Regions from separate parts of the Homo sapiens genome. Here region 2 is linked to region 1. Evidence: chromatin loops called from intact Hi-C (ENCODE). Cell type or tissue: PC-9. All regions are shown on one strand. Each heading gives the region's core, and the rest is flanking DNA. Links, peaks and the distances in the headings are about the cores only.

Region 1 (4,609 bases), core at 458-4,457:
TGTTGCCAGTAAACTTGCCTTTCTACTATTTAGCCATCCTTGTGGTCTTTTGAGTGGCATAGGAAATTGTTTATTTCTTTCAACATTCCTTCACCAGAATTTAAGCACATCTTGAGTACAGGTATACCTCACCTTAAGAAAACACTGGTTATGTGAGTTTTATTGAAAGAGTTAAATTGGAGGGAAATTTTAATAATAGTGTGAAAGGAAAATATCTTGGGCCCCTTCAAGCTGGGAACTGCTCAGGGCAAATCTGCCTCCCAGTCTATTCAAAGTCATCCCTCTGCTCACAGAGATAGGTGTATATTCTGATTGCCTCTTTCGGAAAGACTTACCAGAAACTCAAAAGAATGCAACCATCTGTCTCTCACCTACCTGTGATCTGGAAGCCCCCAGTGGGGGGGCCTTGCTTTGAGTTGTCCCTACCTTTCTGGATGGAACGAACGTACTTCTTACATATATTGACTGATACCTCATGTCTCCCTAAAATGTATAAAACCAAGCTGTGCCCCGGTCACCTTGGGCACATATCATCAGGACTTCCTGAGGCTGTGTCCCAGTGCATCCTCAACCTTGGCAAAATAAACTTTCTAAATTAACCGAGATCTGTCTCAGATTTTCTGGTTTCACAATAGTTACCATTGATTTAGCACTATTATGTGCCAAATCCTGCTAAATGCTATATAACTATTAGCTCATTTAATTTTCATAACAATCTTTGCAGAGATCCTGTTATTAGCTTCATTTTATAGCTATGAGAAACTAAGATTAGAAAGGCTAAATAATTTGCCCAAGTTCAAATCTAGGAAGTGGTGGAGTGAGATTTGAAACTCAATTCTGTCTGACACCAAAAACTTGGCTAATTAACAACTAGACAAAATGCCCCTTGCAACTATATTACAGCATGCTTTCCTTGCTGTGAATAATTAGTTCTTTTGTAGCACTGAGAAGAGAATTGTATAATGCCAAAAAAAAGAAAAGAGTGTGTGTGTTATGTAGTATATTTTCTGGGGGAAAAATGGACACTTGTAGCTGCATAAATATTAAACCCTTCCTCTTAGTCTATTTTCTTCAACATCCATGAAAATAACTGGACATAGACTAAAAAGCATTTCTCAATATTCAATACATCAGGAATCTACAAATTATTCAGGACAGTAGGATCTACGGAAAGATATATCTTGAAAATAGGCCTTATCTGTTGCCCAAGAGATACAGGGCCATTGGTAATTTCAATGCCCTCTTTGGTTTATATGGACAGTGTTAAGCAAAATAACTTTTAGTGTATCTTTTTTAAACCTCTTTCAAAGAGAGATACTCTATCAAGGCCGTTTTCAATGTTTCAGTACCTCTTGCCAGAGCCCTGCACATGTTCCTGCATCCTAACATGCTCACTGTGGGTTATGTCCTGAGAAGACCTGCTTGGTTTAGCAGCTGTGGTACCCATGAAAGAAATACATCTCTGATCCTGTGGTAAGTGAAATCAAATTTCCCTGCATTTCCGTAAGACCCCCTATACCAAAACATTGTTGGGGCTCACAAACTGATACCTCAAAATATGCTCATTGACATACTTAACTGAAGAAGCCTCAAGGTCTCTCTGATCTTCCCCATCTGGCCCCCCCAGTCTGTCCCAAAGACAGGATGATGTTGAAGTTCATTTATCTGGCCAGACATGGTCTCTCACGCCTGTAATTCCAGCAGTTTGGGAGGTCGAGGTGGGCGGATCACTTGAGGCCAGGAGCTCAGGACCAGCCTGGCCAACATGGTGAAACCCCATCTCTACTAAAAAGAAAAAAAAAGAAGTTTCTTCATCTGTCTGAGATCCTGAACAGATCCTTTCACAAGATAACATACAAGTTCATCTCTGTTCCTTGAACCGTTCATTCTCTCCAGCAATTCCCATAACAGAATTTCTCTTCTCCATCACCCCATAACCTATTTTGCCAGGATGGTACATAAGTTTCTGAATCCCGTTGGGGTGGGGTAATCACTCTGCAATTCATTCTGTGTGCATGTTAATAAATTTGTATGCCTTTTCTTCAATCAATCTGCCTTTTGTGAGTTGATTTTTCAATGAAATTTTTTTTTTTTTTTTTTTTTGAGGCAGAGTCTCTGTCACCCAGGCTGGAGTGTAGTGGCATAATCTCGGCTCACTGCAACTTCTGCCTCCCGGGTTCAAGAGATTCTCCTGCCTCAGCCTCAAGAGTAGCTGGACTACAGGTGCCTGCCACCATGCCCGGCTAATTTTTGTATTTTTAGAAGAGATAGGGTTTCACTATGTTGGCCAGGCTGGTCTCAAACTCCTCACATGAATATTCACACTGAATATTCATGGTGATCTGCCCTCCTCAGCCTCCTACAGTGCTGGGATTACAGGGGTGAGCCACCGCCCCCGGCCCTCAGTGAAATTTTAGAGTGGGGAGGGGAAGCTTTCCTTAGGCCCCTATAGCACAATGGTCAGTTTAGTATACCTTGTTTTCGATTCCTTTTGTCTTTGCTAAGAATTTAAGTAACACCTGAAGCACCAGTCAGGCAGCATTCCAAAGAAGGTTCAGCCGCATTTAAACCGTCGTGTCCCCCTGTGAGGCACTCCAGGCCAGATCCCAATCTCAGCCACATTCTTCACTTACACTTGACTGGCTGAGAAAGAACAGAACAAAACTGCCTTGGGTCAGAGGCCACTTTTTTATATCAGATGATCTAAACTGTTCCTGGAAGGATGTTTATCTGCTGGAACAAACACCCTGGGGCCTCCTGGCTGAAGCTGGGCTTTCCTCTGTCCATGCATCCTCCAAGGCTATCCAGAGTGCTTTGAGCAGCCCGCCTTGTCCATTCTTTCCATTTGTCTCTGTCTCCCCAGAGAGAAACGCCACAGGGAAGTACATGACAAGCTGCTATGTTACCTTAACATTGAATTCCCAGCAGGGATCACAAAGCCATGGAAGATACTGGTTCAGAAATTAGCTGAGAGGGACAGAGGGCTTTTAGCAGACGAGTGCTGGCTTTGCCTTAGAGAGCTTTCTGGGTGGTGCTCTGACTAAGGGCATTCAGGTCTTTATGATTCAGGGTTATTATAATGGCGGTGCTAACTTTTCTTGCGTACTGATGTAACTGGCAGCACATTAAGTGCTTCACCTATATTACTGCAGTCTTCCCAAGAATGCTATGAGATTGGACCATTAGTGCTAGGAGGTAGAAGGGCTGGGAGGTTCCCTTACCCATGGCCATACCAAGGGTCTGAGCCAGGATTCACACTGGTCTGCCTGGCTTTAGCATTCATCCCTCACTGTTACTATGCTGCAGAGGATGAATTGGCAGCCCATGGGCTGGATTTTGTTTAGCCTGCCAGTGTTTTAAAAGACATTTAAAAATCTGAGCCAATATTTAAAATGCAAGTGATTTCACATATAAACAAACAAAATTCTAACATCTCTTAAAAATAGCTATGACTGGCAACACTGGGTCCTCAATCCCAAAGGCTCCTGGCTATTGGAGGTAAGTATTGGCTTCCCTGCTACATGGGGCATGTGCTCCCAGTTTCCCATAGAACCTAGTATGGCAGGCTGGCTCCATTCATGTACCTGCTCCAGAAGAGCCAGACTTGCATTATAGCCTTCTATAGCATGATTTTTGGGTGCTGTGTGTACCCCTGACCTGGCATAGCCCTAGAAACAGAATTCTGTGCCAATACCATAGCTTGGGTTGGTTAGGAACAGAGAACTCAAGTGTAAGCTGCTGAGGGTTTGTGGCAGGTAATTTATGGTTAATTCCAAAGTCAGTTCATCTCCAAGGGAGAGGGCAGGATAAAGAGGTGGCATGGGAAGTGCTGGAAGTGACCATAGACCTGGGATTGACTCCAGGTTCTGCCACAGGCTGGTTACATGAGCCACATTGAGTCACTTTCTTTCCCTGTACCTATAAGAAGGAGAGATTGGAGTTGATGTTGTCAGGTGGGTGTCAGCTCTGAAATTCTAATATGCCACTGCTTGTTAGTCAAATTTTCACAAGAGAAACTGACTTTGGAGGTGTATCTTCTGGCAGTGGACAATGGGTGCAAACGAATAGGTAATTAGCAAACAACTCCGGCTCAGGTTCAGAGCAGCTGGAAGGTTATGGACCCGGCCCAGTGAAGAGAGGTGTGGCCCAAAGCACTGCAGCCATTTTGAATGCCAGAGCTTTCTGTCACATTAGTTCAGGGGTCAGTTCAGGGCTTGGCTCTTTATTTAGAAACCATAATAGGAACTACTTAAACCATTCTTTTCCAGAGCAAATGCCTCACCCCAAAAAATATCACTGGGAACTATATTAGAGAGAATTGCACAATCTTTCAGTGCATTCAGAGGAACTCACAGGAACTGTATTGTTTTCTACTTTCTTCCTTGCTTTTGAAACACAAACCTTATCACAACAAAGTGAACCTGTTTCTCCAATTAAAGCAGTCATGAAAATAAATAGTTATCCACAAAACTGCACTGTAAGAAATAAAAATAAGTCAGTAGATCAGGCAAAGTGCCAAGAAAACTCCTTCGTAATACATTTTACTTATCTCCTCTTTTGTGCCTCTGCAGGTCTCTTAATTCCCTCTGGCCTGTCACCATCTCTGAGT
Region 2 (4,609 bases), core at 265-4,264, 180 kb after region 1:
CATCGATGGTGGCATAAGTCAGTCCATGCTTCTTCAGGTGCAATGCTACAACTTTCAGCATGTTGGTCCACTGAGAGACAATGACACTGGAAAGAAGAATAAAATAAAAAAATACCCTAACATAGATTAAACAGACTCATCTGCAGGGCTTTAATGCCCTCATCATTCTTAAGGTTAGCTATCAAATGTTGACAAGGAAAGGCCTTCTGCTACCTAAGGGAGAAGGCACACATTTAGGTCATATCTGAAGATTATAATGCTTCCAGTTATTTCTAGGTCCTTTCTACAATTTATTTAGTGCTAAATGAAGTCAGAAAAAAATGGTAGCTAGAGTAAAGTGATGACTCCAGCCTTCTTTCATTTGGGGTCCTAGTGCTCATCCAGAAATCTGTGGTCCTGCACAAAAGGGACACACTGACCACCCTTCTTGTGCCAGCCAGAACAACAGGCTCCTCCCTGCCCCCACGCTGTCTTAATTCGAGTTCTAAATTTTTATATTGAATTATTTTATAAATAATGCAGGTGTATAGCACATATGTCAGGTATAACAAATGAGTCCTTGTATCCAAGTACTCAGCTTAAGAACGTTATCAGCACTGCTGGAGCCTCCTCACTCGCTTGCTTTTCTTTATATGCTTCTCTACTTTTAAACACTTTTTCAGATGCTTCGCTTACCCTGATCCTCTAGGGATCTCCTTTTCAATTTGTACCACAAATATTTTAATTAGAAATCACAGGGAATGTGTGCTATAACCTCAGTGCTTTCTGCTGAGCATGACTCACAGTCCTTGATTTATAACTCTTGGCAATATCAAATTTTCTCACATAATTATGACCAATACTTGGATAATGAGAAAACGCAGTTACCTCTTTTGGGATGCTGAATTTCTTTGAATTGCCTCCAATTCTGCCAACAGAGATGAAATCTGGGAAAAGGTTACATCAACATTGTATGTTTAAGCAATTCACTTTTCTCCATCTCCCCTCACCTGCCATGCGAAGCAGCCTCCTACATGGCGTCTGTGCTCTGGCCTCACCTGTCTTTATTCCACCCTCCTCTCTGCAGCCAGAAAGCTCTTTCTAAAATGTGAGTTTGTCACTTCACCCCTCTGGCTAAAGCCCTTCCATAGCTTCCCACTGAGGATAAAGGCCAAGCTCCTCAAGGCAGCTTGCCGGATTCTTGCTGCTCCAGCCTCTGCTTCTCTGGGTTCGTTTCTCACCATGCCCTCCTCAAACGACACAGCAAGCACACCAAAATTCTTCCCATAAATCACACACTGGCCATCTTGTCCATTCTGCTCCCTCTGCCTAGAACACCCTTTTGTGTCAGCTTAATGTCACTTCTTCTTGGAGGTCCTCCCAACCCCCAAAGTACAGGTTAGGTGCCCACTGCCCAAGTACTATCATAGCACCTTTTGTTTCTATTATCACGGTCCTTGTCATACTGTATATTAATTGCTTATTATCTCTTGCTTCCAGGACTTGAGACACTCCAAGGAGGCAAATATTAGGAAAGTAACTTCTCTGTTTCGGCCATGTGTGAGGGGCTGTGAGTACACACATGGCCAAAACAGAGAAGATACTCTCCTAATGTTTGCTGAAGAAGAAAGTGAAAGAGCTTTACCCACTTTATGGCCTGCTCCAAATGTTGTTGAAAAGGACCTGTCCAGACGGAGGAACCATTGTTAAAGCTTCCGAACAGGCTCCCTGGGTATTCCCCAAGAACCCTTAGGGTGCACTTGAGTCCACAGGGGAGCTGTCAGTAAGAACACGTGGGGCATGACTTTGGAGTGCAGCTGGGCTCATTCTTCCCAGCTGCTCATGTGAAAAACCTTTCAAGAGCCTCTAAGGGCCCCAGAGTTCACCCCCAGAATGCTGGAGAAGGAAGAAAACTGGGCTGTAAGTCAATCAGGAGACAAATATACAGAAGTTCTTCCTCTGTCCTCATATGGCTGGACCACTTTGGGACTCAGATTCCTCATCAGTGAAAAGAAGGACTTAGGCCAGATAAATTCTGAGGTGCCCTGAGCTCCCACATTCTAGGATGTCATTACAGTGGTCACCACATGGGGCTGCTTTCCAATCTTAACAAACATTCTGGTGCCTAGGCAGGAAGTGAGTCACAGAACTGTACCATTCAAATTAGCAGACAGAAAAGCAGCTACATCTGTTATTTAGTTAACAATAGAACAGAGACACTGATGTGCCTGGTGTCTTGGCAACTTGAGATTGTGGAAGGCGCTGTGACTCCCACATGAAAAAGCTAGCCATGGTGTTTTGAGAAAACTGCAGCAGGAGGGCTGGATTTATGGCCCACGAGCCGGGGTCAAATTCCAGTAAGAAGCCTCCTTCCCTACTTGAAACAACCGTATGTGGTTTGAACTATTAATGGACATATGTTAAGAAAACTTGTGAATAAATATTACCTGCATTTAATTAAACAAGGAACACAAATGATTAGGAATTTAAATTTTAGCCCAATAGCTCACTCTGAAGGCACTAGCATGTGTGTTCTGGCCACATGGGATGCTCTTCTTATGTTTCTCTCAGCTATCAGTGGTAAAGACCTAGGTAAATGTTTTCAAATTTTAATTAAAAGGCAGCATTCCTTTTAAAAAATAATGCCATTCCCCTGGAAGTGACCTTTCTAGTTATTAATACACTTTTTCAAAAAAAGCCTTTGAAGAGAGGTTGAGCCCAAGAACGGCAGCTTGAGATGCTAAGAGAGAAACAAGCCTCACTTTCAAGACAGGCAGGATGATGAAGCACATTCCGAGCCAGCAGACAGGCAGGATTCAGGTTACGGCATATCTAAGCCTTCCTCCAGCAGAATGTTTCTGCCTTAAAAAGCTCTGACGAAAACAGAGCAGAATGACTAATGAAGACAGAAGGCTATGTAGGAAACACTACTCACATGTGGAAGCCTTTCAAAGTCAGAGCAATTGGCGCTCGCATGTATGACACAGTCTCTAGAGTCAAGCCTTTGTTTTCCTTTTAAGCTTTCTCTAAACAAATTGCTCACTTGCATAGGCCCCGTCCCTAGCACAAACCTGGCAAGCTCCCCAGTGACCCATGACAGAAAACCCACTTCAGTGCAATGCTGGGGTTGTCCCAAATTACTCTCTCAAAGTCCCCTATGTAGTAAGGCTTTAGTGTTATCTGTGAAATAAATGAAGCTTTAAGACTGGAGGGAGAATCTGATCAGCTAGAATTTAACGGCTCTAGCTCTGCTGGCAAATGGCTGTTCCCACTTGGACAAATGAAGTGCTGTCACACAGGAAAATGTGTGAGGAATCGAAGTCTCTCGACTACTACAGAGGAGACAAAAAGTACCTTGGTGCTCTCTCGCATGCCTTCAAAAAGCTCCATCTTGAAGAAGGTGCCGTTAAGGGAAACAGTGGAAGATGGCTCTGAGTCACGGAGTTCTGACAAGGTCAAAGCACTGAGCTGTTCTTCCAGGGAAAGGACAAGACCTTCACCCTTCAGTTCCATTGGATCCAGGGCCTGAACAGACAAAAAAGGACAGGAGCAGCTGGGAGTCAAGGGAGCAAACCTTGTTACTTGTTGATGATGTTTTGATTGTTTACCACTTCACAGAGCAAAATATCTTGTAATTTGTCATCAGTAACTCCTCAAGACACCTTGATTAAAGTGTGATCTTGCAAGTTTTTTCACCACATTAAAGATAAACCAAATGATGGAACTTTTTAAAGACTTGCCAGGCAGATGACATAATCATTCTATTTTTTCCAAGCTAGAATATAATTGAGATGTTGATAATCAGAATACATTATTACAGCTCCTTAAATGAATAGAATACTCCTCTTAATTTTGGATGTGCCTCTATCCAAGGTAGGGGCAACTTTTCAGTCTGTATAACTATCTGAGTTTTTATAACTGGAACCCAAAACCCCAAAACTGCCTGAAAGCAGAAAACCCCAAGAACTAAATTAGCTTTATGACATTCTGAAGTACCAGAGCATTCACAAATGGCTTCTTTTTAAACAAAATATCATTTTCTTTTCTTAAACAGTTAATCTAAAACAAAATAAACAATAGAAATACACTATTCTTGATGCCATAGGAATTATCAAGATTAATATGAAATAAAGCAAAATAAATAAGCCCCCTTTTCTCCAACCCACCAAAAAACAAAAATAGAAAAACCGAAACAGCATTTCCTTTGATCAAGCAGACTGGATTCCAGTTGGAGGAGAGTGAAATTGACTTCTCAGGTGGCCCCTCTGGAGCACTATATGACAGCAGGCTGAGGGCTTTTCTTACCGACTTCAGTAAAGAAAGATGACAGCAACACTGGCGGAGTCTCAGCAACTGGGACAGTATGTGGACGGTGCTGGATCTCGGTGAGTCTGCTGCCTCCGAGTGTCTAGGCTCCTCAGACCCAAACTCCAGTGCCACTTCCAAGAGGGAAGACAAGCCACAGGATGGTACAGGATTTAAAAGAGAAATACGGAGAGAGCCAGGAACTACATGGGGCTACTTTAACCATGTTTGATCTCAGACTCAATAATATAGTTACAACTCACTTCTATAGGCCACTTCAATTAGGCCAAATGAAATATCGGTTTTTCCTTATAGAACTACCTGC

The links. A loop is a pair of places that touch in the nucleus more often than their neighbours do. Peaks named below come from ENCODE experiments on the same cell type or tissue, not always from the same donor. Only the 100,000 strongest peaks of a DNase experiment are listed, where the experiment ranks them.
Region 2: a loop joins it to region 1, with 8 times the contacts of the local background. A loop is called at or near these places in 1 of 110 quality-filtered maps.

What each region holds. Positions count from the first base shown.
Region 1 is chr1:117,267,132-117,271,740 of GRCh38, reverse strand. No RefSeq gene overlaps it. Among named protein-coding and RNA genes, the nearest start is that of LINC01525, 26 kb to the left of the region's middle. RefSeq lists an enhancer at 2,320-2,838 and a silencer at 2,800-3,094. In PC-9, for the core only: no CTCF peak of the experiment used is centred there; DNase peaks (open chromatin) are centred at 2,590 and 4,290; H3K4me3 peaks cover 1,336 bases; H3K27ac peaks cover 2,193 bases.
Region 2 is chr1:117,091,626-117,096,234 of GRCh38, reverse strand. It overlaps TTF2 (transcription termination factor 2), which reads right to left. Exons shown (of 23, transcript NM_003594.4): 17 at 4,285-4,418; 18 at 3,334-3,504; 19 at 868-926; 20 at 1-86. MIR942 (microRNA 942) reads right to left here and starts at 1,592; the gene lies at 1,507-1,592. In PC-9, for the core only: CTCF peaks have their summits at 1,820 and 2,027; DNase peaks (open chromatin) are centred at 2,104 and 2,864; H3K27ac peaks cover 594 bases.